Linked DNA regions of Homo sapiens: region 2 is linked to region 1. Evidence: chromatin loops called from intact Hi-C (ENCODE). Cell type or tissue: PC-9. All regions are shown on one strand. Each heading gives the region's core, and the rest is flanking DNA. Links, peaks and the distances in the headings are about the cores only.

Region 1 (10,715 bases), core at 3,844-6,343:
TTCCTACTGCTACTGCCGTCCGTATTTGTAATTATTTTCAAATAAGTGGAATCAGTTGATCCAACTAGGAAAGTAGATGAGGTTGCTCTATAGGAATAAGAATCCATGAATAAAAATGGAGATCTAATTTTAGACTAAAACTTTTCAGCCCCTAAACAAATGTCTCTGCTACCAAATTTTAATGGATATGTGTGAGAATACAAGTAGTGTCTTTGGGTAGTGTCTTTAAACACAGGCTTTAGAGTCTGTCTACCACCTGTTGGTTCAGCATCAGTCTTTTCATCTGTATTGCGAAAGATCGTGGTGAACATTAATAAGGAAACAAAAGTACTTAGAGCCTATGAGCACTTCCTAAACATAAGAAAACCTAAAATTTGTGATTGGGATTACTTTTTAAATTGGTTTTAGAACTTTATTTCTGAACTAGTTGGGGTTTTCTTGGTTCAAAGGCAAAATTCCTCCTAGGTGTAAGGGATGCATTACTCAGTGTACATAAGAACACTGAGACTAAGACTGGATAATAAAATTAAACATATGCCTCGTTTTGAAGATTTTATGTGTAAAAAACAAAAAAAAAATTGACCTTAACCTAAAGTGAGCTAGGTTTGAAAATCTCATCTCATTCCTTTCTTGTTTTATTTTAATACATGTGTTTTCATATGCTGTTTACTTTCTTTGGCCTTTGGCAGAACCCAGAAATGATCTAGGGTAAAACGAAATGAGGTATCGCTATATATTTGGATTTCTCATGCTTCAGAATACCCAAATTGTCATTATTCAGGTTATCCCTTCTATCTCCCAACATTTACCTGGAGCCTTGACACTGGTGTGGATGTGACATGGGTGTCTGTCTTGAGATCAGATGTGATTTTAGACTTGGATTAGGCCAGTCAACAAAGTTTTATTTTTATTATCTTTGAGATGATTCTCACTATGTTGCCTGGACTAGTGTCTAACTCCTGGGCTCAAGTGGTTGTCTCACCTCAACCTCCTGAGGTGCTATGCTTACAAGTGGGAGCTGCCGCACTTAACTATGGATTTCAAAACTGGAGGCTGGAACTGTTGTCTTTGCTATTCATTTGGCTTGGTGAGTGGACTTAGCCACTTCACGGCAACTTGGAGATGAATAGCCCACTGTATTTAACCTGCATTTGCACTATTTCAGCTCTGCTTGGCTGCCTTTTCTTTTACTTCTGCCACTGGGCTTTTGTGCATGTGTTTTACTAGTTCAACATAGGATCTCCTTTTCATCAGTACCTACTCTTTGGTTCTATAAATCTGAACTGGTTTTGAACCAGTTCAAAATACTCTAGAAACACTTGCTTATTAATGAGTTTCCTAATTTCCAGCACTGTGCTTGGAACTTGGTAAGTGTACAGAAAAGTTTTGGATGTATAGGTCAGTTAGGATTTATCTAGACCCATTCAATGTACCAACCATAATCCTGTGTGGGACTGTGTAGCAAGTCGAATGATTGATTCTCAGTAGTTCAGTCTCTAAGGTCTTTTGTAGTTGTCATATTCCTGTAGATTGAGAAAACCAATGAAACAAAGCTGGATTGTGTATACAGTTAGCTCTTTCATAATGCAGGGGCTAGGGGCCCCAGCTTCCTTCAGTCAAATCTATGTATAAGCTGATTCCCCCAAAACTTGACAGCCTACTGTGGAAACTTTACCAATAAGTCATTTAACACACACTTTGTATGTTATGTGTATTATATACTGTAAAAAGTAAGCTAGAGAAAATGTTAAGCAATCGGAAATATATTATGGCCAGGTGTGGTGGCTCATGCCTGTAATCCCAACACTTTGGGAGGCTGAGGCGGGCCAGTGACTTGAGGTTACAAGTTCGAGACCAGCCTGGCTAATATGGAGAAACCCTGCCTCTACTAAAAATACAAAACTTAGCTGTAGGTGGTAGTGGTGTGTGCCTGTAGTCCAAGCTACTCAGGAGGCTGAGGCACAAGAATTGATTGAACTCTGGAGGTGGAGGTTGCAGTGAGCCCACAAGAATTGACTGAACTCGGGAGGTGGAGGTTGCAGTGAGCCGAGATAGTGCCACTGCACTCCAACCTGAGCAACAGAATGAAACTGTCTGTGTGTGTGTGTGTGTGTATGTATATGTATGTGTATGTATATTTACTCTCAGGTGGAACTGGATTATAACAGTCTCAATCCTCACTGCCTTCATGAATAGCTGAGGAGGAGGGGGGTCTTGCTGTCACAGGGGTAGTAGAGACAGAAGTAAACCTGTAAGTGGACCCTCTTAGTTCAAATTTGATATTCAAGAGTCAACTTAGTTGTTTTTTAAAGTCAAGGGAAGGCATATCAATAGTTGCAGTTACCTAGTACTGCATAACAAAACAACCTCCAAAACTTAATGGCTTAAAACAAGCAAAATTTTTCTGACTGGGCTTAGTTTGTTGCAGTCGTTTTCCAAAATGACCAAAGACATCAAAGCTTAAATTACATATTGTATGCCTGTTCAGGGAGAAAAACATATGCTTTTCCCCATCATTTTGGAATCTTTTACTTGAATTATAGCTGGACAATTGATTTCCAGCTATAATTCAAGCTATAACGTAGTGAACTCCCTCAGACAAAAATGTCAAGCTTGATTAGTAAAGGAACCTCAAGTGGTATGTATAAGGTGACCCTTAAGTACACGTGTTTTCAAAAGTTGGGTATAATGTAACTAGACTGAGAGGTTTCGAGAAAAACTTCATTGCTATTCCATGTATAGTTTTAAACTAGTGGGATTTCAGTTTACAGTATTAATCAGCAATTTGGGGAGAACTAAGTGTTCGTTTAACATTAAGATAATAAAAATAATGCCTTAATCATACTTGATTGAGAATATTAATTCCCTTTTTATGCATAAGGATGGAAGTTAAGTAACTTTAACAATGACACAGTTGAGTTGTGTTGGAGCCAGCATTTGGATGGCCCTACACTTTGCACTGCCTTGTAGATATTTCTGTCACACAACTAGTGGTTAAATAAGCATGTTCTTTAGGCTAGAGCTTTCAGAGATGAAATATTTTAGAGACCAGAGTTAATCTAGATTTCATTTTAAACAATATTCAGATAATCTTTCCTTTTTCTCTCCCCTGCCCTGAAGAGTTTGTATTTATTATAATGTTGTATAACACAGCCCCAATACAATGTGGCTTATATAGGTTTTTCTCTTAGGCTTAGACAGACTCTGGGACTGATATGGGAGCTTCATGGTTCTCAGGCAGACTTTCATTCTACTTTTTGTCTTTGGCAAGTTGGTTTATTATCAAGTGGTTGCTGGGGCTCTATACATCATGTCCAGGTTCAAGGTACAGGATGGGCTGAAGGAGGCTAAAGGCTACTGGCATCCAACCTCTCCTGTAAAAAGAAGAACCTATGGTTTATGCTCACAGTGCTAAAAGTAGGATAGTAAATAAAATAGAGCTGGGTGTGAATGCCAAGGGAGGTTAGGATGACAGCCACATTGGCCACATATGTCGAAATAAGTTGATTTAGAAAAGGATTATTTGATCAAGGATATCCTGGAACATAAAGCAAATAACTACATTTTAGAAATAAGTGAACAGGGCTAAGAAAAGTAATTTTCTTTAAATACGGCCCAAAAGGATTAATTATGATTGGAGTCCTGCTTTGCCCAAGGCTTTTTATTTCATTTTGCATGATAACCTTTCTCAGAACCATGCATGCACAAATTAGGTTGAGACAATGACTTAAAAGTGTAAATGAAATCTCATTAGAAACAAAAACTTTCTGGTTTCTGACATGTTTAAGGGGTGCTCATTGTTACTCAACAATGATTTACTTAGGTAGTTATTGTGATGGGGGCGGTTCTAATGGGATTTCTTTTTCTGGTAGGTTTAGTGGCAACATACAAGCTTGCCATAAACATTTCCTGGGTTTTATCTTCTTGTAAAAGTGTTATTCCACCTTTCTGAGTCTGGCTACCCCACAGAATTCTTTTATCCCTTTTACTCTTAGATTACCTTGTCTGTAATGAAACTTACCCTCTCTGAAGCCTGAGTTGTTCTTCTAAAGTAACACCACTACCACCTTCTTTATTCTCATGTTTTTGGGAGGAATTGTCTACACTCACTGCTATATGTCCTCTATCACCTAAGAAAGGTATTTGCCCATTACTGGATTTTTTTTTCTTACAGAGATCAATAGTGATCAAATTGAACAGCCTATGTCCTCAGGCTGTGTGTTTTGTGGCAATGGAAAAATGACAGCAAAAGAGGGAAATATCCTTGGAATTTAGTTCCTTAAATGGAGGTATTTGCCCAAGTGACTGTCAGTTACATATTTGAGTTGCAAACAACGGGTTGCATTTACCGGGTTTCAGAGTAGAAGCATACTTAGGAAAGGTGGTAGGTGTTCTTGGGCTCTTCAGTGGGGACAGAGGATTGCTTCCACTCTTAGTTACTGGGGTATCTTGTCACCCCAGAGACCCAGAGCCAGAATATCAACACTTTTGAGTGATTGCAGTTTTGTGACAACATAATACTGGTTCTCTCAGCCTCCTTCATTGGATTACCTTCCTCTCTGCTCCATTTCATCCAGTTCCATATTTTCGTTTGTCACTTCAAAGCTAATATTACCATAACAAGTTTACAAATAATCAGACTTCCTGGTTACTTGTTAATACTCAATAAGATAGCCTGCTTGCCCATTTTGAATAATATCAATACATTTCCAGACAAAACATTAGTCATTTCCCCTCAGTTTAAGTGCTGTCAATCAGCTCTCCGTTAGGTACAATGGCGAAAACACTCATCCAGGATCTTGGATATTTAGTGAAGTAGACGTGAAAATTGGATAACTACTCATCAGAGTTTGAAGTGATTAGGAAGGAATTAACTCAGCCAGAGGAAATCTGGGATTTGAATAGGGCTTTGAAGAATGAAAGGTTTACAGAGGATTTGGGAAGGTAAATTGGAGGCTGCGAGGACAAGGAGATGTATGACTGGCACTCGCTCAAGGTTGAGTGGAACGAGTCAAAATAAGTAGGACCCATTCTGTGGAGGGCTTGTCATGCAAGGGTAAGGAATTGGAATGTATACAATTGGAGGCGAATAGAAGTTTTCTGTCATGTTTTAAGAGTAAAACTGAAGGCCATGTGTATGAGTATGGATCAGGTGATTGGGCCACCCAAGAACTTAGATGAGAGAACTGAATTAGGCTGCTGGCAGAACAGAAAGGACGGAGACAGCTGATGGACGGTGCTTGGATCCACAATTGTGTTTGTACTACAGTTAAAAAAAAGCGCTAAGCACTCATTATAAAGCACTTGCTTTAAGCTGTTACACAGATTGGTCACTAGGAGGCATCAGTTCATCAACTACTAAGGCGAAAAGGAAGGCAGCTCTGGACACCCACCTAAGAAGTCTGGATAGTTCTGTGTTAATACTTAACGTTTTCAACTCAAGGACTTTTGGAAACTAGAATCTAGAATATTTCTTCTGAATAGTACTTCAAAGATGAAATAAGGCTAAGAAGTCTAAACTGCACTCTGTGAGACTATTTGTTTATTTATTTAATTATTTATTTTGAGACAGATTCTCGCTCTGTTGCCCAGGCTGGAGTGCAGTGGCGTGATCTTGGCTCACTGTAACCTTCACCTCCCTGGCTCAAGCAATTCTCCTGCCTCAGCCTCCCGAGTAGCTGGGATTACAGGCGCTGTGGGTTTTTTTTTTTTTTGTATTTTTAGTAGAGACGGGGTTTCACCATGTTGGCCAGACTTGTGTCGAGCTCCTGACCTCAGGCAATCCGCCTGCCTCAGCCTCCCAAAGTGTTGGGATTACAGGCGTGAGCCACCGCGCCCAGCCTTGGTTATCTTTTATACCCTGATGAGGGTAACGTGACATGTTCATAATTTACTGGGCTTTAACTTTTTCTTGAAAGATGTTTGACCTTTGGTCTATCCAAATCTTTAATAATGATCATTGTCATGAGTTTCTACTGTATATTGCAAATTGGTTTACAGATCAGAATTTTGTAATCATTATGAATTAAACACTTAATAACTTTCCAAGTTCTGTTACATGTCTTTAAGCCAGTATTGATTAATGGACTTTTAGTCAAGTGTTTGACTATGTAACTGCCAAGTAAGAAACTTACCAACTCAGTTCCATTACTGTGTTTCTCATGCTTCTAAATACTCTTACTAGAAAACAGTAGGATACTAGTTTATATAAACACCTCTCATGATATTAAATTGCATGTTGCTTGGGAAAAGGTTTGTGGGATTTATTTTAGATGTCTGACTATAAAAGCATTTAAGATTCAGAGAGGCCTAGCATGTAGTTATCCATTTAAAAAGTATACCAGAGATATGTTTGTAGGGCAAATTTCAAGTCCTTACATCTCAAGTTTTAAAAAGTAGGATGCATCATGAAAAATCTGTCAAAAGCATTTGAAAAAATTGATATTCTTTTTATGATGGGTATGGACTTCTAATTCAATTCAAGATTTCTACCTATGTTGAGCATCTACTTGGTATCAAGACTTTTTCTAGGTGATTGGGACACATCAGAAACAATGGTCCTTGCCCTCTTGAATAGCTTGCATACTATTCTAGTGGGAAGGGGAACAGAAATAAGCAATAGGTACAATAAATTATTGAGTAGCATGTTAGAAGATAATATATGCTATGGGAAAAATTAAGGGGAATTGAGTGGCTACCATTTGAGAGTGATCAGGATAGGCCTGTTGAGCCAAGACTTGAAGAAAGTGATGGAGATAACTTTGGGTGCTATGCTGAAAATAGATAACAAGGATAGAATCAGGGAGACAAGTTAGGAGGCCATCATAGTAATCCAGTGGGGGGATATGATGGTGATTTGGATCAGGGTGGTAATGAAGGAAGTGGACAGAATCCAGATGTAGTTGAAGGCCTAACCAGTAGGATTTCCTGACTAAATGTGTAGATTAAATATTGGGAGAGAAAAAAATTACTACAAGGCAGGCATGATTCTACACACTTGAAGGCCTGGGGCAAGAGTACAATGGAGATACCGTATGTTTAAATATTTAAAAGTACTGTTTAATGAAAATATGCCCAATGTGCCTGTCTTGACAAACTTTCATTAGAACTGGGAAGCCAGGTTTGTATTTATGCCAGAATATAACTTGCGGGCAGAGCTGACCCTCAGCCCATGAGCCACCTTCCTTTTCTTCCCACCCCGGCTCTGAACTGTATGGCAAGGGGCCTCCTGCACATTTACTTGGATGCCATAACCAGTATATTCGAACTGCCCTATCCCCCTAACACATCAGTGCATGCAATGATGATGTAATGCATTTCCTGGAACAGCTGGGGCTATTCTGGGCAGGGTATTTGGGGTCTTGAGTACCTAGAGTGTAGTGCAGAATGAGTATGCTCTCTAGATTGACATGTCATCTTGACTCTAAAGCACTCAATCCTAAAGCTCAGGGCCTTGGATAAGGGCCTTTCCTGGCCTGGTGTAAGGGCAGTACTGATCTACGGTTTTTAGTTTGAGCATCTGTACAGAGGATTGCTGTCAACTGAGAAAGGGGGCTGCAGGTAGAGTAGGTTAGAGTGAGGAAAATAGTTTGGGAGCTCATTCACATGTTTGATTTCTTAGACTACACAAGCCGTACTGTAGAGAAGTGTAAATGGAGAATTTTCAACTTATAGTAGCACTCACTGGCCTGGAATTGATAAAAACTGAAGGCTGTTTTTCACTATAGTTAATTCTAACCTATAAACTGGAGCAGTTCCATGTAGGAATTTGTTAAAACCTATTGTGTATGAATTACAGACTCCTCTGACCATCCGAGTGTTCTTTTTCAGTTTTTTTTTTTTTTTCCTATGACCTAAAATCCCCTCAGACTTAAACCTTTAGTGAACTACTCAGTAAATGGCTTTACTAGTAAGTGTTCCCTTGCCTGGTATGTTTATTATTTTTTAACTTCAGTGTTTTATTCTTCGGCAGTAAGCAGTTGGATATAAGTTGGGGGTATAAATTTGGGACTCTGGCATATAGATGTTATTAAAAGTGATGAGACTGGATATCAACAAGGGAATGAGTGTAGATAAAGAAGAGAGCCAAAGACAAAGACTTGGGGCATTCCAACATTAAAAGTTTGGAGAGAAGAGAAAGCACCTCATAGAGGAGACACTGGAGATGTAAAGGAAAACTGAGTGATGTCCTTGAAGCCAAGTGATAAACTTTATCCAAGAGAAGAAAATGAACTGTCCAGTGCTGCTGATAGATAACTTTATATTGCCAGCTGTAAAATGTACTTTCAATTAGCCATTTCAAATTTGTTTACCAAAGCAATGATTTTGTTGGCTAGTTTTCTAAACTTCAGTAACTTTTCAGTGACTTGTAGGTTTTCATTGCATATACAGCTGAATTTTTTTTTTTTTTTAAACAGGGTCTTGCTGCCACCCAGGCTTGTATAGTGGTGCGATCCTAGCTCCTGCAACCTTGAACTTCTGGGCTCAAACAGTCCTCCACCTCAGCCTCCCAAGTAGCTGGGGCTACATGGCGCATGCCACCACACCTGGCTAATTTTTTTTTTACATTTGTAGAGGGAGGCCTTGCCATGTAGCCCAGGTTGGTTTCAAACTCCTGGGCTCAAGGGATCCTCTCACCTCAGCCTCCTAGAGTGTTGGTATTACAGGTGTGAACCACCATGCCTGGCCCAAAAGTTGTTTTTTTTTTTTTTAAGTTATTTTCTGTAATGCATTTTCTGTGAATTTATTGTCTTAAAAATTGGCAAATATGGCCATTTTGACATATTTGCCAAATATGAGCATATGGCAACTATGCTCTTAATTTGTTAAGTCACCAACTGTTGGTGGTAACTGTTGAAATAACAAGAGCAAAGTTATCACCAATCTACGGGATCCTTACACTACTGATATTTTCAATAATGCACCGTAGTCAGACATTGTAGACTTAACCTCTGAGCTGCTCACAAAATTACTAAATCATTCTGAAATACGTAACTGCAAATTCTGGGCTTTAAAGTCTCTAGTTAAATGGGTGATTTTGAAAATTGGTGGCTGTTCAGACATTTTCAAATGAGAATAGAATGCATTTGTTTCAGACTGATAAACTGCAGAAGGTTAGATAACACCAAACACATTTGAGTTTCTCCTAAGAAAATGACTTGGGCCTCCAGATTACATCTCATTTTTTTTTTTTTTACCCTATCAAGTTTGTTTTTCCATATGAAATGTCTTTCCCAACTACACCTGCCCTTGGAGACTGTGAATAACAGACTTAAAGGAAGTATCCTTTCCAGATGAGCTGAAGAATGTCATCCTCTTAAAAGAATGAACAGCTGGTCATGTAGAAATTCTCTGGAATGCTCACTTGTCCTACAAAGGCAGGGGAGCAGAAAACATGTAGTTTTTTTGTTATTGGTATACATAATTGTAAATCTTCGAGATAATTTTACTAGAAGTCCACATAATTTTAATAATTGCCTTTCTCCTGAAAAGATTGCTAATAAATTAACAATGTGAAGGCTAGAAAGCTGGCCAAGCATAATCCGGTGGGACTCAGGATTGCTGGCTGGATTGTCCCGTTTGATCAGACATTGTTTCTTAGATGAATATTCAGGACGCCCTCGTGTATAAAAGTTGTCCTTTGTTCTGACTACCTTGGTATTAAGTTCGAATTTCTTACCATGACACACAAAGGATTCGATTCTTGCTTAGCTCTCTAAGCTCCTCTCACTTTCTCTTCCCCTCTTGAATTCTTTGCTCTTGCCACACAACTAGCAGATGAACTAATCTATCTGTTCCAACGTGGGCACAGTAGCAGCCGTAACTCTTACCTTGGCCCACTCTGACTTGTCCAGCCCTGGTTGAATTCTTCGTATCCCCGTGAGGGTCCGCACGTAGTTGGGGCTGTTTACTAAACGGATGAACTTCCCTACCGGGAGGCTAGGTCTCGGTTATGCCTTACTTCCCAGGAAGCGGCTTCTATAGGCATTGTTTAAATGTAGGAGTAGGAGGGAGCTGGGGGTATTGCATTCCCCAGGTCACAGATAAATGAGATTCCAAAACCAAGATCTGGCTAGGCCTTGGAAAGAGGGACCTGCGAGGCCGACCAGACGTTTGGAACTGCGCCTTGCAGTGTGGGATCTCAGCACCGGATATTACCCCGGTTTGTAGAGAGTTGAGTTACTGTTTTAAGAGACGTTGCAAACCGTACGGGTCAAGAAGAAAGCCGAAGACGGGTTAGCGCCTGCGGTCGGGGTCGAGAAAAGCAGGCGAGATGCGACCTGACGTGGGTCCGCCTCTCTCCACCCGTGGCAAGCCCGACAGTCGCACTATTGCTTTAACAATCGCCCTCTTTCCAAGAAGAGCTACTTAGTGACCGTGAGCGAATATGCGTGGGAAGACACGATGTCCTCTCGGCCTCTGTGCGCTCAGTTGTTTACCTAGGCGTCCGGGGGAGGCACACTCGCGGGACTCGCGGGACTCGGCCCCGGCCTCCCAGCTCGCCCAGGACACGACGCTGGTTCTGCGGGCTCTCGGAGCCCAGCGCGAATCCCCCGGGCTAATTCCCAAGAACCGAGAGGCAGCACTGCCTGGAGGCTGCCCCCGCCTCCGCGCCCCCGTCCTCACTTTCTGAGGCTGTTAGCAGAGAGTCCCGCGGGCCGGGGAGAAGCGGGACGCGGGGGATGGCCTCGCAGCGCCCTGTGAGCGTCGGCAGT
Region 2 (10,715 bases), core at 4,422-6,921, 170 kb after region 1:
GTGGGTGAAAAGAAAGTGGCCTTTTTAGAGAACTAAGAGGTTTGGTATGGCTGGAACAGAAGGTAAGATGATCAGGTAGCAAGAAATGGAGAGCTTTGATACCTTGGGATGGGAAATCACCTGTTGAATTTAAATCAGTGAATATTTATGGAATGGAGTACTTCTCAGTGCCAGTGCTCTTCTATTCATTCACATGTATTAGCTCGTTTAATCCTCACACCAACTCTATGGAATAAGGAAGAGAGAGTTAAAAATATTTACCAACTGGCGTGGACTGGTCCTCATTGGCAGCCATCCTAGCAGGAGGGATGCCAGCTGTGAAGCACTGCTACCCACCACTGTCACTGTGTGTATCGGCAACTGCTGGCCCTGGATGTGGGCACTCTCATGATTCTTCTTTTGCAAATGAGAAAGCTAAAGCACAGGCTTGTTAACTTGACCAAGCATGCATGGTCTAATGGAAGAACTGGGCTTCAAACCAAAGGCATCTGGCTCCAGACCTCATGTCTTGCAAGGAGTGAATATGAAATTCATTTGTTAGAAAAAGAACATGAGAGAGTGTAAGTTTCAGGAAGACAGGGACTGTGTCTGCTTTTGTTTCTCATTATCTCCCAGCACTGTTCCTGACACATAATAGACACCCAAAAATATTTATTGAATATTATTTACCAATGATAGAAAGCTCACTGCAAGAAAGAAAGTTCTGAGAAGGGCGGCCAGGCACAGTGGCTCACGCCTGTAATCCCAGTACTTTGGGAGGCTGAGGCAGGTGGATCACCTGAGGTCAGGAGTTCGAGACCAGCCTGACCAACATGGAGAAACCCCATCTCTACTAAAAATACAAAATTAGCCGGGCATGGTGGTGAGCTGTAATCCCAGCTACTCGGGAGGCTGAGGCGGGAGAATCGCTTGAACTGGGGAGGTGGAGGTTGCGGACAGCTGAGATCGTGCCATTGCATTCCAGCCTAGGTAACAAGAGAGAAACTCCGTCTCAAAAAAAAAAAAAAGTTCTGAGAAGGGCAAATAAAGCTAAGGCATTAGCCCAGATGAGAAAATAATAAAGCCTTGAAGAAACAATATCACGTGTACACCAATTGGAAGATATTAAAGGGGTATTAATATTGCAGAATTTAGTTGCTGGATGTGGGGGTGAGCCCCAGGTTTCTATTCTGAACAACCAGGTGGGTGATATTGCCATTCACTGGGATAGGAAATATAAAAAGAATAGGTTGTTAATGGTGGTTAAGGTGAAGGTGCTAAGAGCTCCTTTTTCAGATGTGGAGTTTGAGTGTTTATAGCTGCCTAGGAGGCAATTGTATCTGGAATTCAGAGACAGACCAGCACTGGTGATGTAGATCAATAAAAAATTAGGATATGGGTGAAGATTTAAAGGCATGGGGGTGGATAAGATCATCCAAAAAGTGTAGGCAATTGACCCTTGAACAACATGGGTTTGAACTGCCGGTTCACTTACATGTGGATTTTTTACATATAAGTAAAAAGTAGAAAATACAGTATTCAAGGGATGTGAAACCCACTTATATGGAGGGCCTACGTTTCCTATTTGAGGGTTCCTGCAGGGCCAACTGTGGGACTTAAGTAGTTGCAGATTCTGGTACAGGGTGGGGAATGGGTGGCCGTGGGGTGGTGGCTGGGAGGAAGAGTGAGGAGGGTGGTTCTGGAACTAATTCCCCACATATCCACTGTGTAGACAGAAGGGGCTGGAGGATGGACCCCTGGGGCCAGTGAAAGAAGAAGAATCCCAAACAGAGAATGAGAATGAATGTCTAGAGATAGAAGAGGAGAAACCAGAGAGTGTGTTGTCAGTGAAGCTGAAATTTGTAGGGGCATCAGCATGTGCGGTTTTCTGATTTTCTCCAACAGCACTGAGCACTCTGGATCTAAACGTGGAAAAGGTAGACAGGCAGTGGGATTGATTCAGAGTTTGGGTTTTGGTGGGCAAAAGTGGCTGACTATAGGCAAGGGAGTTGCAAATATTAAGAGACACTGAGTGTTGGATCTGAGGCCAAGGCAGGTAGGGCAGGAAGTGAGTACGGGAGGAGTTTAAGTTGGTCCAAGATGGGAGGTCAAAGGGAGGGTGTGGTGGATTTAAAGGACCCAGGGAGCTGAAGGGATAGGAAGTCGTGGTCAGAGTTGGGTAGAGGAGTGCTAAATTTCAGATCCAGGTGGTAACAAGGTCCAAAGGTGTGGTCATGGGTCATGGGTGTGAGGGGCTGAAGTGCAAGGGAAGTGTATTAGGGTTATCCAGAGAAACAGAACGAATATGGTGTGTGTTTGTGTGTGTGTGTATATCTGTGTGTGTGTGTGTGGATCTATCTGGACAGAGAGAGAGAGAGAGAGACCCAGAGAGAGAGGGAAATGGAAATTGGTTGTCTGATTATAAGGAATTGGCTCATGCATTTATAGAGGTAGGAAACTCCCAAGATCTGTAAGATCAGGCAGCAAGTTGGAGACCCAGGAGAGCTGATGGTGTAGTTCAAGTCTGAAGACCAGCAGCCTTGAGACCCAGGAAGAGCCAATATTTCAGTTTGAGTCTGAAAGCAGGAGACTTCTCTTTTACTAGGAGGAAAGTTTGCCTTTTTGTTCTATTCAAGCCTTCAGAGGATTGGATGAGGCCAACACACATTAGGGAGGGAAAACTGCTTTACTCGGTCTACTGATTTAAATGTTAATCTCATCTAAAAATACTCTAACCGAAATACCCAGAATAATCGTTGATGAAATATCTAGGCACCTTGAGACTCAGTCAAGTTGACAGATGAAAGTAACCATGCCTGGAAATAACTTATTTACTCCAGTTTCTGTACTTGCTTTGGTCTTTTTGTCCTTGGCTTTCTAGATCCAGGTTCCCACTTTACCTCCTGCCTTTGTCTATGGACTACAGAAACCTAGTCTGCCCATTAGAATTGTGCTGGGAAGCTTCTGTGCAGATTGAAGTTGAGACATCAGAGCTGGGTCTGAGTCGTGACCCAACTCTATGAGGAATGCTTATTGGTCTGCTATTACAAGGGACATCTAGAAGCATTGCTACTTGTAATTGTTTCACCTGTGCCCAATACACAATTCCCATAGGAAAATCAGGGCTACACTAGTTCCTCAGAGCAGTTAAGGACCAAAGAAAAAATTGCAGGTACATTACTTTGTGTCACCTGTGATATTTTATAACATATATATAACAAATATATATTTATATATGGATGAAAACATATATGTTTATATATAAATGAAAACATTATATATATGAATGAAAACATATATGGTTTATATATATGAATGAAAACATATATATGGTTTATATATATGAATGTCATGGTTTCCTGGCTTATAGCTTCCATTAGCCCTTTTATAGTCCTTTGTTATAATGATGGGGCACTTTAGGTCTCAGGTGCAGGCCGCAGGAAACAGAATCACTCTCTGACCTTCTCCTTCCACTTGCCCAAGGCAGGACTCAATCTACTTGTGGGTCATAAGAACTTATATTCCAGAGAGGGTCCTGACTCATACCCTAGAGGAAGGAAGCCTGCACAGAGAGGCCAAGAAGAATCTGAACAGACGGGCCTCGCTGGGTTTAGATCACATCTTTTTTGTCCAATCACATTTCTACATGGTTTTCTATGTTTCAATCATGCCTATCCAGTGGAGTCTGCATAAAAGGCTCAGGAGGACTGGATTTGGGGAGCTTCCTGATAGCTGATCATGAGGAGGTTCCTGGTGTACCTTGAGGAGCTCTGTGCCCCTTCCTCCATACCTCACTCCCTTTATCTCTTCATCTGTATCTTTTGTGATATCCTCTATAGTAAACCAGTAAACATGTTTCCCTGAATTCTGTGAGCCATCCCATGAAATTAATTGAGCCCAAAGAGGTGGGTCATGGAAACCCCAACTTAAAGCTGGTCAGTCAAATTTCTGAGGGCCTGGGCTTGTGGCTGGTGGCTGAAGCAGGGGCCAGTTTTCATGATTGAGCCCTCTACTTGTGGGATCTGACGCTGTCTGCAAGCAGATAAAGCCGGAATCGAATTGGAGGACACCGAGCTGTTGTCTGCTGCAGAATGGATTCCTTGTTTGCTAGTGGGGAGAAATCTTCACATGTTTTGGGGTCACAGAAGTCTTCTGTGTTGATTGTTATGCTGTCGACGTGAGAGCAGGGGAAAAACGTGGTTTGAGTTCCTGAACACCACCCCTTGGGCAAGCTTGATGGAACAGATAACAGATGCTATTGGCTGTATCTACGTGCACACTGAATTGCCCTCCTGAAGGCTGGGGACTGTTGAACACATTTCACCTGTTGGAGGCTACCGGAGAGTAGATTATGATTAGGCCTCTTGCTTTCTGAGCAGAGCAGTGTTATTGGAAATAATGGGAATTCTATTTAGCTGGATGCTTTGGATTAGTAGGTGAATCATGGGTAAAAGATCTGCCTTTATTTAGTGATTCTCATGGTTTCAAAATGTATTAAGAGTAGTAAGTAAGATACCTATATTCAGGAGCTAATAATATTTGTAAAAAGTACCTATTCTGAGCCTCCAGTGATTTGTTTTATAGATGTGACCCTTAAGAGAAAATTTTAAAAATTGGACAATTTTTTTGTGGGAGGGGAATAGGCCTTGGGAGAGACACATAGTATTCTGGATCTGGAACTGATTTTCTTTCCTCCTTTTGATTCAAATTGGTTGTATTCCCAGCCACACCTACCACTTTGGGACCATCTCCTTTCCTGTCTGAACTGCATAGAAGTGGAAATCCTACTTGTATGCCAGACTCCCTTAACCCCAAAAGAACTTTTAAAGGTGTTCACTGATTTTTCTCTGCTTCTTGACTCAGATGTTAAATGATTGGCTTAGATTTTTACCTTTTTATCTTTCTGGGATTAAATCCTGGCCCCTCTTTTATATAATGTGTCATCTGGGGAAAATTATTTGACTTCTATGGATGTCAGTTTTCTTATTTATAAAATGGTGATAATAATAGACTTTACCTCTTGGGTTAGTATGGAGATTTAAAAGATATATTCTGTATTAGTCAGAGATCTCCAGAGAAAGAGAACCAATAGGATATATATAGATATAAGAGGGAATTTATTAAGGGAATTGGATCATGTGATTATAGAGGCTGAGAAATCCTGATATGCTGTCTGCAAGCTGGAGAACCAGAGAAGCTGGTAGTGTAATTCTGTCTGAGTCCAAAGGCCTGGGAACAGGGGAGCCAACGGTGCAACTCTCAGTCCAAGGCTGAAGGCCTGAGAACCTGGAGTTCCGACGTCTGAGGGCAGGACAAGATGGCTATCCCCAACCCAGAAGAGAATGAATTGACTCTCCCTCTGGCTTTTTATCCAGAGGATGTGGGTGATCATCATCTAGTCGGTGCAGAGCCTGGATGGAAGTCTGCTGATTACTAAGTCTACTGATTCAAATGCTTATCTCTTCCAGAAGCACCGTCACAGACACACCCGGGAATAATGTTTTGCTCGCTACCTGGGTATTCCCAACCCAGTCTAGTGGATACCTAAAATTAACTGTCATATATTCCATATTGTTAGTGCAATGTTTGGTGAACAGCAAAATGTTCAACAGATGTTAGCTCTAATTTTTATTTTGTTATCCTATGCCTCAAATTCTTTCAGGTTGTCTTTATAAGTATACGACTGATTCATGTTTATTGACTCACTAACAATAGAGTATTTACCTAACTGTGAATCATGTTTTATTTCCTATAGGTGGCTATTTTATATTTGAAAATGGAAACAGGAAAATCTTGCCTTTTATAGTCAGCCTGAGTAATCTGACTTCAATTGAGTGCATGCATTTATGGGGGGGTAAGGTGATGGAAGGAATATTTGGACTATAAAGCTCAATTCCCAAATCCTATTTCTCAGCCTTCAACGGTGCAGGAAATCAGTCACTGCATTTCTGATACTGATGACCTCTTTGGTCCTGACTCATCTGAGATGATGCCATACAGAAACCATGGCTCTGGCAAATAGACATGTAATTTGTTTCTTGGACTTAGTAGTGTACAAATTGGGATATTCTCAGCACTAATCTCCCTAACAAGGACAATTCCTGGTTGCAAATTATTTAGTCTACATACAATTTGGGAACTTGGGAATGTTTAGATATTCAGCTGTTTCACAAGCCAGACTATTCAAGTTCAGAGAATTTCTGCTGAATCCTCTGATTTGATTCAGATTATATACAAGCTTAGGCAACTCTTTTGTGGAAGGTATTGAACAACAAGGCAATGAATCATATGGCTTAGTGAACTCTGCCTTAGGTTATTCAGTCATTCATCAAACATTCATTATACAACTACTCTGTGTCAGCCCTTGGTCTCAGTACTGAGGACACACACAAATGAATGTGCTACCCTGTCTGTTCTCTGGGGCCTCAAGGGTGGATAGTAACTTTGTAGGAAATATTCTGTGGAAAAGCAGGGAACAATTATCCATCCGTCCATTCTTCAATTCAACAAATATTTATGAAACATTTATGTGAGCCAGGCATCAAGTTAGGTATAGGTGATTCAGCAATAGACAATACAGATGCTCCCTGTCCTCCTAGACTTATTATAACTCATGGTAGAGATAAACAATCAAATAATTAAACATAAATTTATAGTACCTTGGGATAAATGCAAGATAAGTGAACCATTTACAGTACATTGTGATATAGGGAATATAGTAATGAAGGCTAAATGCTCAATTTAGAAGTGATTTCTCTCTCTGCCTCACCTGAGGAAAGATCTGAAGCTTTGAGCGGAACAGTTCCATTTGAAAGTGGTCATATAAGAGGACTGTATCTTTAGAAGTTTCTTTGGTTATACAGGCTCGTACAAAAGCAATTACGAGCAGAGACTGGAACAATACTAGAAATATAGTTGATGACTTAAATGGAAGAAAACCTGTGTATTAGGCATTGGACTTTGAGTAATTGTAGACATAAAAACTCAAAGTTCTTTACAATGAGCATATTAGCACTGACAACAGGAAACAGCCAAAAAAGACCTTCATGGATGAAAACTATAAAATAAGATGCAGATTTGGACTCAGATAAGGACAGAGTTTCTCTCCCAAGTGGTCCTGGTTAAGGGCTTTACCAATGTTCTAGAGAGGAGGACATTTAAACCTGTGATTATTTATATTTTACCATACGTATTTTTGCTTACAATAAGTAAGGTATATGGATTCAATTCATTTATCATAGGAGGTTGTATTTCCTTATATATTGTCTCATTTTTCTCATCAGGTCCTGTGTTAAAAAAAAGTTTTCTCTTACTGTTGAGAAGTACCTGAATCAAATAGAACAAACCAACACTACTGTCCTAGTACCCTAAGCAGGTAGCTGGCTAAAAAGCTCTCACTAATTTTTGGTACAAGGCCTCGAATACTGAGAGTGTCTACAAAGTCAGAAGTTCTCAAGTCTATTTGTATATCAGGAACACCCAAGGAGCTTTAAAAAATAGAGATAACCAGACCCATCCTGCGAAATTGTGTTGTAATAGGTCTGGGGGAAATAACTGGGAATATATTTTTAAAAAGACTTCTTGGCCGGGCACGGTGGCTCACGCTGTAATCCCAGCACTTTGGGAGGCCGAGGTGGGTGAATCACAAGGTCAGGAGTTTGACACCAGCCTGGCCAATATGGTGAAACCCCGTCTCTGCTAAAGGTACAAAAATTAGCCGGGCATGGTGGTGGGCACCTGTAGTCCCAGCTACTTGGAAGGCTGAGGCAGGAGAATCGCTTGAACCCAGGAGGCAGAGGTTGCAGTGAGCTGAGATTACATCACTGCACTCCGGCCTGGGTGACAGAGACTCCACCTCAAAAAACAAAAAAAAACCCAAAAACAAAAAAAGACTTCTCAGATGATTCTGATGTACCTAGTCTGCATGGATTGCTGTTTCAGAACCTCTGTACTAGGTTAACAGTATGATTTTTATTTATTCCCACTTTTAGATGGGTTACTCATATTAAAACTTAAAAATATAATTTTTATCAATGGCAATTAAAAAATCTTTTTTTTTCTTTGAGACAGAGTCTCTCGCTCTGTTGCCCAGGCCGGAGTGCAGTGGCTCAATCTTGGGTCACTGCAAACTCTGCCTCCTAGGTTCAAGTGATTCTTGTGCCTCAGCCTCCTGACTAGCTGGGACTACAGGCAGGCACCACCATGCCTGGCTAATTTTTGTATTTTTAGTAGAGACGGGGTTTCACCATATTGGCCAGGGTGTTCTCGAATGCCTGACCTTGTGATCCACCTGCCTTGGCGTCCCAAAGTGCTGGGATTACAGGTGTAAGCCACCACGCCAGGCCAAAAAAAATTCTTAGTCCCTTTCTTTGTCCCACCCTCTTTTTATTCATCTCTTCCATGTTTTTCACAGAATTCTAAAATACATTGTGATTACCTTATCCAAACTCTGTTTTGAGATAAGAGGGGATAAATAGCTACCATTTAGAGAAGTCATTTTACTTATTATTACTATTTTTTGAGACAAGTCTCGCTCTGTCACCCAGGCTGGAGTTCATGGTATGATCTTGGCTCTCAGCAACCTCTGCCTCCCGGGTTCAAGGGAGTCTCCTGCCTCACACTCCCTAGTAGCTGGGATTACAGACATGTGCCTCCATGCCCGGCTAATTTTTTTTGCATTTTTAGTAGAGATGGGGTTTCTCCATGTTGGCCAGTCTGGTCTCAAACTCCTCAGGTGATTTGCGTGCCTCTGCCTCCCAAAGTGCTAGGATTACAGGTGTGAGCCACCACGACTGGCCAATCATGCACCTATTTAGCCCAGTAAATTTTCCTGGAAGAGTCTTGGTATGAGCTAACAATTCATAAATAGGACTGCTTTACGGTGAACTGCATGGCTGCAAGAGATGTAGGGCAGAGCTGTTGATAATCTGCTGAGATCCACACATGGCCCAGCTGGCTTTTTCAGACACTGCCTTCTTGCCTTTGGTATGCTGTTTCAGGGTGTTACACCCCAACCCATGACTCATGACTCAGTTTTTTGACTGGGCAGCCTTCTCATTGTGGTCCTTTGGCTTGGCATTTGGTTATGGCTCTCCTTCTAGGGCAGGGCACTCATCTAGGCCACACTCTGCCAACTTGGATTTAGCCTATCGGCCTCTTTGTCCCTTTCCTGGCTTCCTCATATTTCAGCTCCCTCCCTAGGTAAATGGCCTTGTGGAGTCACAGTACCTAACAAACTCTTTACCAGCATTTGATTGGCTTGATAGCCAAATAATTTCTTCTTTATTTTTAGCTGAGATCTCCTACAGATCAGCTGAGATTACATTTGTCCTAATGTAAACCATTATCCCCATCTCTGGTCCAGTATCCTCATAGGGCCAATTTTCCATTCCTTTAATCTTCCACTCATCTCTAACTTTCACTCTGTTTTATTAATTGAATTAATTAGTATAAAATACTTTGAACAGAACCTGACATAAACATATGCAGGTGGTATTATTATTTTCTTCACATCCTTTTAATAGTATTTTAATAACCTACTTCTGCATTAATGCCTTTTTAACACTGATTCAGTTTCAGATTAGACATTTATGAGTATTTGCTATGTACACAGGTACAGTGCTTGTTGGTTCATGAGTAGTATAGCATTTAATTCTCACAATGGGCTAATATTACACACAGATACATATACTTTTTGAAAACAGATGAAGGTACTAAGGCTCCCAGGGTATAAAGAAACTTACTCACGGTCACACAGACAGCAAGCGTGGACCCAGGATTGGAACCTGACTCCTTTGATGCCATGTCCCCAGTTTTTCAGTAGACCTTGGTGTCTCTCTTCCGTAAAGGATTGTTTAGAAAGGGTTGCTGTTTACAGATTGTAAGTAAAAGGACTAGTGCTATGGTTTTTAGACTTTTAAAAATATCATAAAACCTTTTATTTAAGTGAAATCTTGTGAAGAAGCCAAAATGTAAAACAGCTAATACAAAGCTGCTTGAAGCAGGTGAAGGGTGTCTGCAATTATCTCTATTACTTCCCTAATTCCCCACCCTATGGTCCCTCAAGGCCTGCTGAGGAACACAGTTCCACAACACTGAATTAGTGTAATCATGAATATGCATCCATTTAATTCAAATGGCTCTAAAAGGGCATGCCGTGAGAGACTACCATCCTTGCCTGGTCAGCCAGCACCAAATTCTTCTCCCTGGAAGCAATGAGACAGTGCTTCTGCATTCTTCTTATTTCTTATGTGTCTATAAGCAGAAGCATTTAGGTGTCCTCTTTAAAGAAACCTCTTTTTGGTGAACAAATTGATTTAATTTGCATTTATGATTTTCTTCACTTTCCTAAACATCCTTTGGAATCCCAAAGATCAAACCAACATTTTGTTAAGGTGATTTGAAAGGCGGGCCAAAAAAAAAAAAAAAAAGGCGGTGCCTATGCATGGGGTGACTAGCCAGCCCAGTTTGTCTGGGACACTGGATTTTCACTGCTAAAACTGTGTCAGCCCCAGGCAAACTGGGATGGTTTATCACAAACCCCTGAGGTCACAAAAATCGGCCTTTAAGGACCACTAACCAGGGTCCCACAAAACCACTACTCCCATGACCTGGGCCACTTGGTTCCTGGTCTTGTTGATCAGGTGAATTGCAGGTTGTTTTGAGTCTAGTTAACACTATTCCTTTACTCGTGGCCCTGAACTTGAAAATCAATATCAAAGGTAAGCCATTTCAAA

What was found. A loop is a pair of places that touch in the nucleus more often than their neighbours do. Peaks named below come from ENCODE experiments on the same cell type or tissue, not always from the same donor. Only the 100,000 strongest peaks of a DNase experiment are listed, where the experiment ranks them.
Region 2: a loop joins it to region 1, with 2.6 times the contacts of the local background. A loop is called at or near these places in 8 of 110 quality-filtered maps.

What each region holds. Positions count from the first base shown.
Region 1 is chr12:76,031,918-76,042,632 of GRCh38, reverse strand. NAP1L1 (nucleosome assembly protein 1 like 1) reads left to right here. Exons shown (of 15, transcript NM_004537.7): 15 at 1-6,048. It overlaps PHLDA1-DT (PHLDA1 divergent transcript), which reads right to left. Exons shown (of 2, transcript NR_185978.1): 1 at 9,831-10,715; 2 at 8,244-9,369. Among named protein-coding and RNA genes, the nearest start is that of PHLDA1-DT, 5.5 kb to the right of the region's middle. RefSeq lists an enhancer at 10,702-10,715. In PC-9, for the core only: a CTCF peak has its summit at 5,322 (motif pointing right); a DNase peak (open chromatin) is centred at 5,340.
Region 2 is chr12:75,858,364-75,869,078 of GRCh38, reverse strand. No RefSeq gene overlaps it. Among named protein-coding and RNA genes, the nearest start is that of PHLDA1-AS1, 170 kb to the left of the region's middle. RefSeq lists a silencer at 5,776-6,070. In PC-9, for the core only: no CTCF peak of the experiment used is centred there; DNase peaks (open chromatin) are centred at 5,818 and 6,268; H3K27ac peaks cover 2,500 bases.